Linked DNA regions of Homo sapiens: region 1 is linked to region 2. Evidence: chromatin loops called from intact Hi-C (ENCODE). Cell type or tissue: pancreas. All regions are shown on one strand. Region 1 overlaps GPRC5B (G protein-coupled receptor class C group 5 member B). Region 2 overlaps IQCK (IQ motif containing K).

Evidence for each region. Hi-C counts contacts between places; a loop is a spot of excess contacts. Peaks named below come from ENCODE experiments on the same cell type or tissue, not always from the same donor. Only the 100,000 strongest peaks of a DNase experiment are listed, where the experiment ranks them.
Region 1: a loop joins it to region 2, with 2.1 times the contacts of the local background. A loop is called at or near these places in 7 of 110 quality-filtered maps.

Annotation. Positions count from the first base shown.
Region 1 is chr16:19,870,696-19,874,695 of GRCh38, reverse strand. GPRC5B (G protein-coupled receptor class C group 5 member B) reads left to right here. Exons shown (of 4, transcript NM_016235.3): 2 at 1,850-2,880. The coding sequence starts at 1,851. Among named protein-coding and RNA genes, the nearest start is that of GPRC5B, 12 kb to the left of the region's middle. RefSeq lists an enhancer at 2,014-2,514. In pancreas, no CTCF peak of the experiment used is centred here; a DNase peak (open chromatin) is centred at 2,357.
Region 2 is chr16:19,733,024-19,737,023 of GRCh38, reverse strand. It overlaps IQCK (IQ motif containing K), which reads right to left. Exons shown (of 9, transcript NM_153208.3): 3 at 3,197-3,326; 4 at 1,574-1,671. Among named protein-coding and RNA genes, the nearest start is that of IQCK, 17 kb to the right of the region's middle. In pancreas, no CTCF peak of the experiment used is centred here; no DNase peak of the experiment used is centred here.

The DNA of each region.
Region 1 (4,000 bases), 140 kb before region 2:
TAGAGACATTTTGGGTTGTCACAGTTGGAGGAGGGGACGTGCTACCGGTATCCAGTGGGTAGAACCCAGCGATGCTGCTAAGCATCCTGCAACGCACAGTCCCCCATGACAGAGAACAACCCAGCCCAAATGTCAGTCGTGCCAAGACTGAAGGAGCCTTGTCTGCCGGTGAACAAGAGAGACCATGTCCCTGCCCTGCCACGTCTTGCAATGGAGGAAGTGAGGATGGGAGGACAGGAGGAAGGGAAGGCAGAAACAAAGTAAACAGCCAAAAAATGACAGACGTGATTAGACCAGAGGCTGTGGTGGAGAGGACTGGGGTGTGACCTTGGCCAAGTCTGAGTTGATGGCATCAGAGCTGAGCTCAGCACTGGGAGGAGGAGTGGCCAGGCAGAGGGAGCAGAGGGGCAAGAGGAGACTTGGGTTAGGCCCATCGCTGAGGCTGCTGTGTGGACTCCAGCTCGTATATGGGCAAGAGAGAGGGCAGCAGGGAGAATTCTGCAGGTTTCCCAGGGAGAGAGGCACTCTGGGGAATCCTCCAGAGATGTTCTAGAGAGCGAGCGTGGGAGGTGAGGGAGAGACGCAGCCTGGAACCAAGGAAGACAGCTGCTTTTGTGTTTACTACATTTGAAATGCTGGGATTCCAGCACTTTGGGAGGCCGAGGCGGGTGGATCACCTGAGGTCAGGAGTTCGAGACCAGCCTGGCCAACATGGTGAAACCTAGTCTCTACTAGAAATACAAAAAAATTTAGCCAGGCGTGGTGGCGCACGCCTGTAATCCCAGCTACTCAGGAGGCTGAGGCAGGAGAATCGTTTGAACCTGGGGAATCAGAGGCTGTAGTGAGCCTCCGATTGCGCCACTGCACTCCAGCCTGGGCGACAGACAGACTCCGTCTCAAATAAAAACAAAAAAGGAAAGAAATGCTGGGAGCCCGCGGAGTGAGGTCGCACCCAGGAGTTGAGTTGTGTGACCTTGTGCAAAGGTTGTCACCTCCTGGAGACTCTGTATTGTCACCTGTAAGATGGAGGTCCTAATAGGAGCTGTCTCACAGGGCATTGTGAGGACTGGATGTGTCCAATTCCTGGCTGTTAGCTGTTAGCCTCGAGAGGCTGAGACCAGGTAATGTGTGCCACTCATTCTCCCAGTGCAGCACTTGGCCTGTGGCTGTGTCTTTAAAGTTTCATTTTTTTCCCCTTATTTTTCTTTCTTTGGTTTTTTTTTTTTTTTTTGGAGACGGAGTCTAGCTCTGTCGCCCAAGCTGGAGTTTAGTGGCACGAGCTCAGCTCACTGCAACCTTCGCCTCCCAGGTTCAAGCAATTCTGCTGCCTCAGCCTCCCAAGTAGCTGGGATTACAGGCGCCCGCCACCATGCCCAGCTAATTTTTGTATTTTTTAGTAGAGACGGTGTTTTACTGTGTTGGCCAGGCTGGTCTTGAACTCCTGACCTCGTGATCCGCCCGCCTCTGCCTCCCAAACTGCTGGGATTACAAGCATGAGCCACCACGCCCAGCCTTCCTCTTATTTTTCAAGAGGTCAGATGTGGCACAGAGTATCCAATTCAAAGAATACAAAAGGGTATACAGAGAAGTTGGCCTCCCTCCTACCCTGTCCTTCAGCCACCAGTGATGATGATTCACGGTTCTTCACTGCACCCAGCCAAGGGTACAGATGGGTCCCAAAACCTCCGTGCCTGAGGAAAGGAGCACGTTTTCCTATGTGTGCAAAGGTGCCGTGTGCGCTTGCAGGTTTGAAATGAGGCGAGTCTTCTTCAAGAAGTCAGGAGAGGGGGAGTCTTCCAATGAATTCATCTTTCCTTCCCCCCAACCATTCCCCTCTTGGCTTTTCTAGAATGTTCGTGGCATCAGAGAGAAAGATGAGAGCTCACCAGGTGCTCACCTTCCTCCTGCTCTTCGTGATCACCTCGGTGGCCTCTGAAAACGCCAGCACATCCCGAGGCTGTGGGCTGGACCTCCTCCCTCAGTACGTGTCCCTGTGCGACCTGGACGCCATCTGGGGCATTGTGGTGGAGGCGGTGGCCGGGGCGGGCGCCCTGATCACACTGCTCCTGATGCTCATCCTCCTGGTGCGGCTGCCCTTCATCAAGGAGAAGGAGAAGAAGAGCCCTGTGGGCCTCCACTTTCTGTTCCTCCTGGGGACCCTGGGCCTCTTTGGGCTGACGTTTGCCTTCATCATCCAGGAGGACGAGACCATCTGCTCTGTCCGCCGCTTCCTCTGGGGCGTCCTCTTTGCGCTCTGCTTCTCCTGCCTGCTGAGCCAGGCATGGCGCGTGCGGAGGCTGGTGCGGCATGGCACGGGCCCCGCGGGCTGGCAGCTGGTGGGCCTGGCGCTGTGCCTGATGCTGGTGCAAGTCATCATCGCTGTGGAGTGGCTGGTGCTCACCGTGCTGCGTGACACAAGGCCAGCCTGCGCCTACGAGCCCATGGACTTTGTGATGGCCCTCATCTACGACATGGTACTGCTTGTGGTCACCCTGGGGCTGGCCCTCTTCACTCTGTGCGGCAAGTTCAAGAGGTGGAAGCTGAACGGGGCCTTCCTCCTCATCACAGCCTTCCTCTCTGTGCTCATCTGGGTGGCCTGGATGACCATGTACCTCTTCGGCAATGTCAAGCTGCAGCAGGGGGATGCCTGGAACGACCCCACCTTGGCCATCACGCTGGCGGCCAGCGGCTGGGTCTTCGTCATCTTCCACGCCATCCCTGAGATCCACTGCACCCTTCTGCCAGCCCTGCAGGAGAACACGCCCAACTACTTCGACACGTCGCAGCCCAGGATGCGGGAGACGGCCTTCGAGGAGGACGTGCAGCTGCCGCGGGCCTATATGGAGAACAAGGCCTTCTCCATGGATGAACACAATGCAGGTAAAGTGGGCACCACCCGGCTGGGTCAGGCCGGGGGACCATTCATCTCAAAAGATACTCTTCTTCCTCTTCAGTGGGGATGGGCGGTCCCAGTACCTGGGGCAGTCCTAGCAGATCAGAACCCACAAATGTTGACTCCTGGGCTGAAACTGACCCAGATATGGGTTTGGGTTGTTTGTTTGTCTGTTTGTTTGAGACAGATTTTCGCTCTTGTCACCCAGGCTGGAGCACAATGGTGCAATCTCAGCTCACTGCAACCTCCGCCTCCTGGGTTCAAGTGATTCTGCTGTCTCAGCCTCCCAAGTAGCTGGGACTATAGGCGTGTGCCACCACGCCCAGCTAATTTTTGTATTTTTAGTAGAGATGGGGTTTCACCATATTGGCCAGCTTGGTCTTGAACTCCTGACCTCAGCTGATATGCCCACCTCGGCCTCCCAAAGTGCTGGGATTACAGGAGTGAGCCACCACGCCCAGCAGGGTTTGGGTTTTTTGTTTTTTGTTTTTTTCTTTCTTTCTTTTTTTTTTTTTTTTTTTGAGACAGGGTCTTGTTCTGTTGCCCAGGCTGAGTGCAACAGTGTGATCATAGCTCACTGCAGCCTCGAACTCCTGGCTAAAGCAATCCTCCCAACTCAGCCTCCTGAGTAGCTGGAACTGCATGCATACGCCACCATGTCCAGCTACTTTTTTTATTCTTTTTAGAGACAGGGTCTCATTATGTGGCCCAGGCAGGTCTCAAACTCCGGGGCTCAAATGATCCTCCCGCCTCAGCCTCCCAAAACTCTGGCATGAGCCACTATGCTCAGCCTCAGATATGGATTTTTATTAAGCTTTTTTTTTTTCCCTACCAATTGCCAGCCAATTTATTTTAAAAATACAGGTTTCTGGCTTCTTTTGCAAAGTCAAATCTGGCAACACTGGACCAACATTTCCACCAGGCTGCAATGGTCTGAAACTGACTTGAGCCCATGTGCACTGGAAGGGCCCTGCCTCTGGCCCCTCCTGGACTTGTGGCTGCCCTTTAGATGGGAATCCACTTTTCTGTTCACCGCACTCTCTACCGCTCTCTATTGCACCTGACCCAGCTGCTATATAGGATAGTAACATTAATTCCCTGGCTCCC
Region 2 (4,000 bases):
TGCCTGGCTAATTTTCTTTTTCTTTTTTTTTTTTTTTTTGTAAATACCGGGTCTCACTTTGTTGCCCAGGCTGGTCTCGAACTCCTGGGCTCAGACAATCCTTCTGCCTTGGCCTCCCAAAGTGCTGGGATTATGGGCATGAGCCACTGTGCCCGGCCTTTAGTATCATTTTGAATCATTTAATCTGGATTTGAGTCCTAACTCTGCCATTCACCCTTGATCACATTTCAGGCCTCTGTGTCCCTCCATTTTCTCCTCTGCAGAGTGCAGATAATAATAATAGAAGGAAGCTCACATGGCTGGGGAGAGCAACTGCAATAATGGAAGATGCAGCACTCAGCAAAGTGCCTGGCACAGAGCGAGTGCCTGGTCAATAATAAATGTTGTAATTTTACTCTCTTCATCTGGATCATCCAAAATTCTAGAATTCAAAACTGTGCAGGGAACACATACACCCAAAGTATCCCGTGAACTACGGAAAAGAGGGAGCCTCTAAGGGTATCCGCGTGGGTGTAGGCCAGCATCGGAACTCGGTTTCTACCGAGTTCACTGAGTTTTTGCCCAGTATCTACAATCAATCAATCAATCAATCAATCAGTCAGGCGTGGTGGTGCATACCCGTAGTCCCAGCTGCTCAGGAAGCTGAGGTGGGAGGATCAACTGAGCCCTGGAGGTTGAGGCTGCAGTGTGCCATGATTACGCCACTGCACCCCAGCCTGAAAACAGAGCAAGACCCTGTCTCAAAAAGAAAAAAGATACTAAACTAAAACTTCCCTGCAGAGAAGCTGATTCTCTGCAGTGTGATGTTAATGTTATTTACTGAGCACTTACTGTGTTCCAAGACTCTCTGCGAGCAGTTTACATTCATGACAGTTGGCATGGAGTAGAGAGATGCCAGGGGGAACAATCAATCTAGAGCCAAGTAAGAAGTAAGCAGAGTTCTGTGGGATTTTTTTTTTGAGTTGAGGGTCTTGCTATTGCCCAGGCTGGAGTGCAGTGACGTGATCATGGATCACTGCAACCTCAAACTTTGGGCCTCAAGGGGCCTTCCTGCCTCAGCCTCTTGAGTAGCTGAGGCTACAGGTATGCGCCACCACACCTAGCTAATTTAAAAAAAAATTTTTTTTAGAGATGGGGGTCTCACTATGTTGCCCAGTGGTCTTGAGCTCCTGGCATCAAGTGATCCTCCCACCTCAGCTTCCCAAAGTGCTGGGATTATAGGCATGGGCCACCGTGCCCGGCCAAGGAGAGCTTTAATCAGTGCATGTAATAAACAGAAGCTGAAGACCCAAGAAACCTGGTGGATGCCAAACTGCACAGGAGAAGGGCAGGCAGGAGGCCAAGCAAGGCGGAAAAGCTCTCCGGAGTCCAAGTGGCCAGACAGATGGCAGCGCATGTATGTGCACAACTAGATGGTGTGGCTGGAACTGGGTAAGTGACCCCAAACACAGGCTTTCCCTCCCGAAGGGGTCATCTGGAGAACAACCTGATGGTACCAAGATAATGAGCTATCATCTGATAATAATGAATGATTGAGAATCTCAAAATAAAGAAATCCTGCCAAACAACTGACCTCAAAACATTTTTCTTTCTTCGCTTGGTGAAGCAGGCTAGCCATTCCGGGAAGCAGAACAGGAAAGATGAAAGTTTCCAAATATTCTTTGGGAGAACCTAAAACAAACAAACAAAAATTCCCCCTGCAAATCCCCAGTGGCCCGAGCCAATCTGGGAGAAATGTTTACTTTTGAGCCAGAAAAAGGTACTGTCCATTCAATCACATGATCTTAGATGTTATATTTTGCTCCAGACTACAGAGCTGGGCTGTATAACTAAAGTAACTTAAAATGTCCCTCTGAGCCTCTATAGTCTGGTGAAGATGTAGGAAGTATCCTACATAAGGCCAGGTCCACCAGCTTGTTATGGCCCCAAAGCAGGAATAGCAAGGGGCCCAGTGTGGCCGGAGGGACAAAAACAAGGGGAGTGTGGTAGGAAATGGGAGCAGAGAGGAATTGGGAGTCAGAGTATAATGGGTAAGGGCTTAGGGTCACAGTAATAAAGGCAGTCGTTAGCCAAGGCCCAAGGCATGCAGAAGGCACAGAACAAACCAGTAGGAGAGGGTCTGGTACCAGGGAGGGCCCAAGGAACTACGACTCAGATCTGCAGTATACACCCCTGCTTCCACACACAAAGCAGGGAAGCATGATGATGTTTTCTTCTACTTTTTACTTTTTTTTTTTTTTTTTGAGACAGAGTCTCACTCTGTCGCCCAGGCTGGAGTGCAGTGGCACAATCATAGCTCACTGCATCCTGGACCTCTCAGGCTCAAGCAATCTTCCCACCTTAGCCTCCCAAATAGCTGAGACTGCAAGTACCTGCCACCACACCCAGCTAATTTTTTTTTTTTTCTCGCTCTGTCACCCAGGCTGGAACGCAGTGGTGCGATCTCAGCTCACTGCAACCTCCGCTTCCCGAGTGCAAGCGATTCTCCTGCCTCAGCCTCCCAAGTAGCTAGGGTTATCAGTGTGCACCACCATGCCTGGATAATTTTTTTTTTTTTTTTTTTTGTGATGGAGTCTTAGTCTGTTGCCCAGGCTGGAGTGCAGTGGCACGATCTTAGCTCACTGCAACCTCCGCCTCCCAGGTTCAAGAGATTCTCCTGCCACCATGCCCAGCTAATTTTTGTATTTTTAGTAGAGACAGGGTTTCACCATGTTGGCCAGGCTGGTATCGAATTCCTGACCTCAAGTGATCCTCCTGCCTCAGCCTCCCAAAGTGCTGGGATTATAGGCATGAGCCACTGCATCCAGTGATAATTTTTTTTTTAAATTTTTTGTAGAGATGTAGAGATGGGGTCTCCCTGGGCTCAAGCAATCCTCCTGCCTTGGTCTCTCAAAGTGCTGATATTACAGGCATGAGCCATCACAGCCGGCTACATGTGTTTACTGTTCTCTTTTCCTACTTTTTATTTAATGTAAAATCAAAGTATGCTTTTTGTTACTTATTATCTTTATTACATTTTTAACCTTAAAGATAAATCAGTGAAATAAAGGACATGTCTCTTAAAAATAAAACAAGAACACATTCTTTCTTATGTATGTGGTCTCCCTGAGGTCCATCTGTCCGCCTCCATACCCACCCTGTGGTTCTGCAATGTTAAAAGCCCCAAATTATAAAAGATGGCATCTCTCTTACTCACATGTTTTTGGGTTGATTGTTTCCGATTTATCTTGAGGACAGGGTGTACGTGAGATCATGGTGAAATGGGAAACCGGAAAATAGTGCTCTGCACTGAAGCCATGAAAAAGCATTTCCTCTACTGGCGCAACCTGGAGGCAGACAGGGGAGGGGAGGCAATTCATTTAAACAGCTTAAATAATTGCATTTTCTGGTATAACCTTATGAAGGAATAAAATTCTGCATCAGACTTTAAGGTTCAAGGGGGTACGCTGAGCACAGATCTTTGTCTCCCTTCCCTCCTGAGACACCTATAAACGACAAGGCAGAAACCCCTGATAGAGAAAAGAAGGACCAGCTGTGGATGAGACGTTTGTAAACATATCCAAAACACCAGGGATGAAGCCTCACTCAAGAAGCAAGAAACTCACGCCTGTAATCCCAGCACTTCGGGAAGCCAAAGCAGATGGATCATCTGAGGTCAGGAGTTCAAAGCCAGCCTGGCCAACATGGTGAAATCCCGTTTCTACTAAAAATACAAAAAAGTAGCCAGGCGTGGTGGCGGGCGCCTGTAATCCCAGCTACTTGGAAGGCTGAGGCAGGATAATTGCTTGAACTCAGGAGGTGGCGGCTACAGTGAGCTGAGATCACACCATTGCACTCTAGCCTGGGCAGCAAGAGTGAAACTCCATCTCAAAAAAAAAAATAAATAAATAAAAGAAGCAAGAGTGGAAGTAACAGTCACAGGAGGAAGCTGCCCCAGAGGACAGATGTCCATCCACCCATCAGATCCCAAAGGGACTCAACACTCAAGTTGACAGGCACT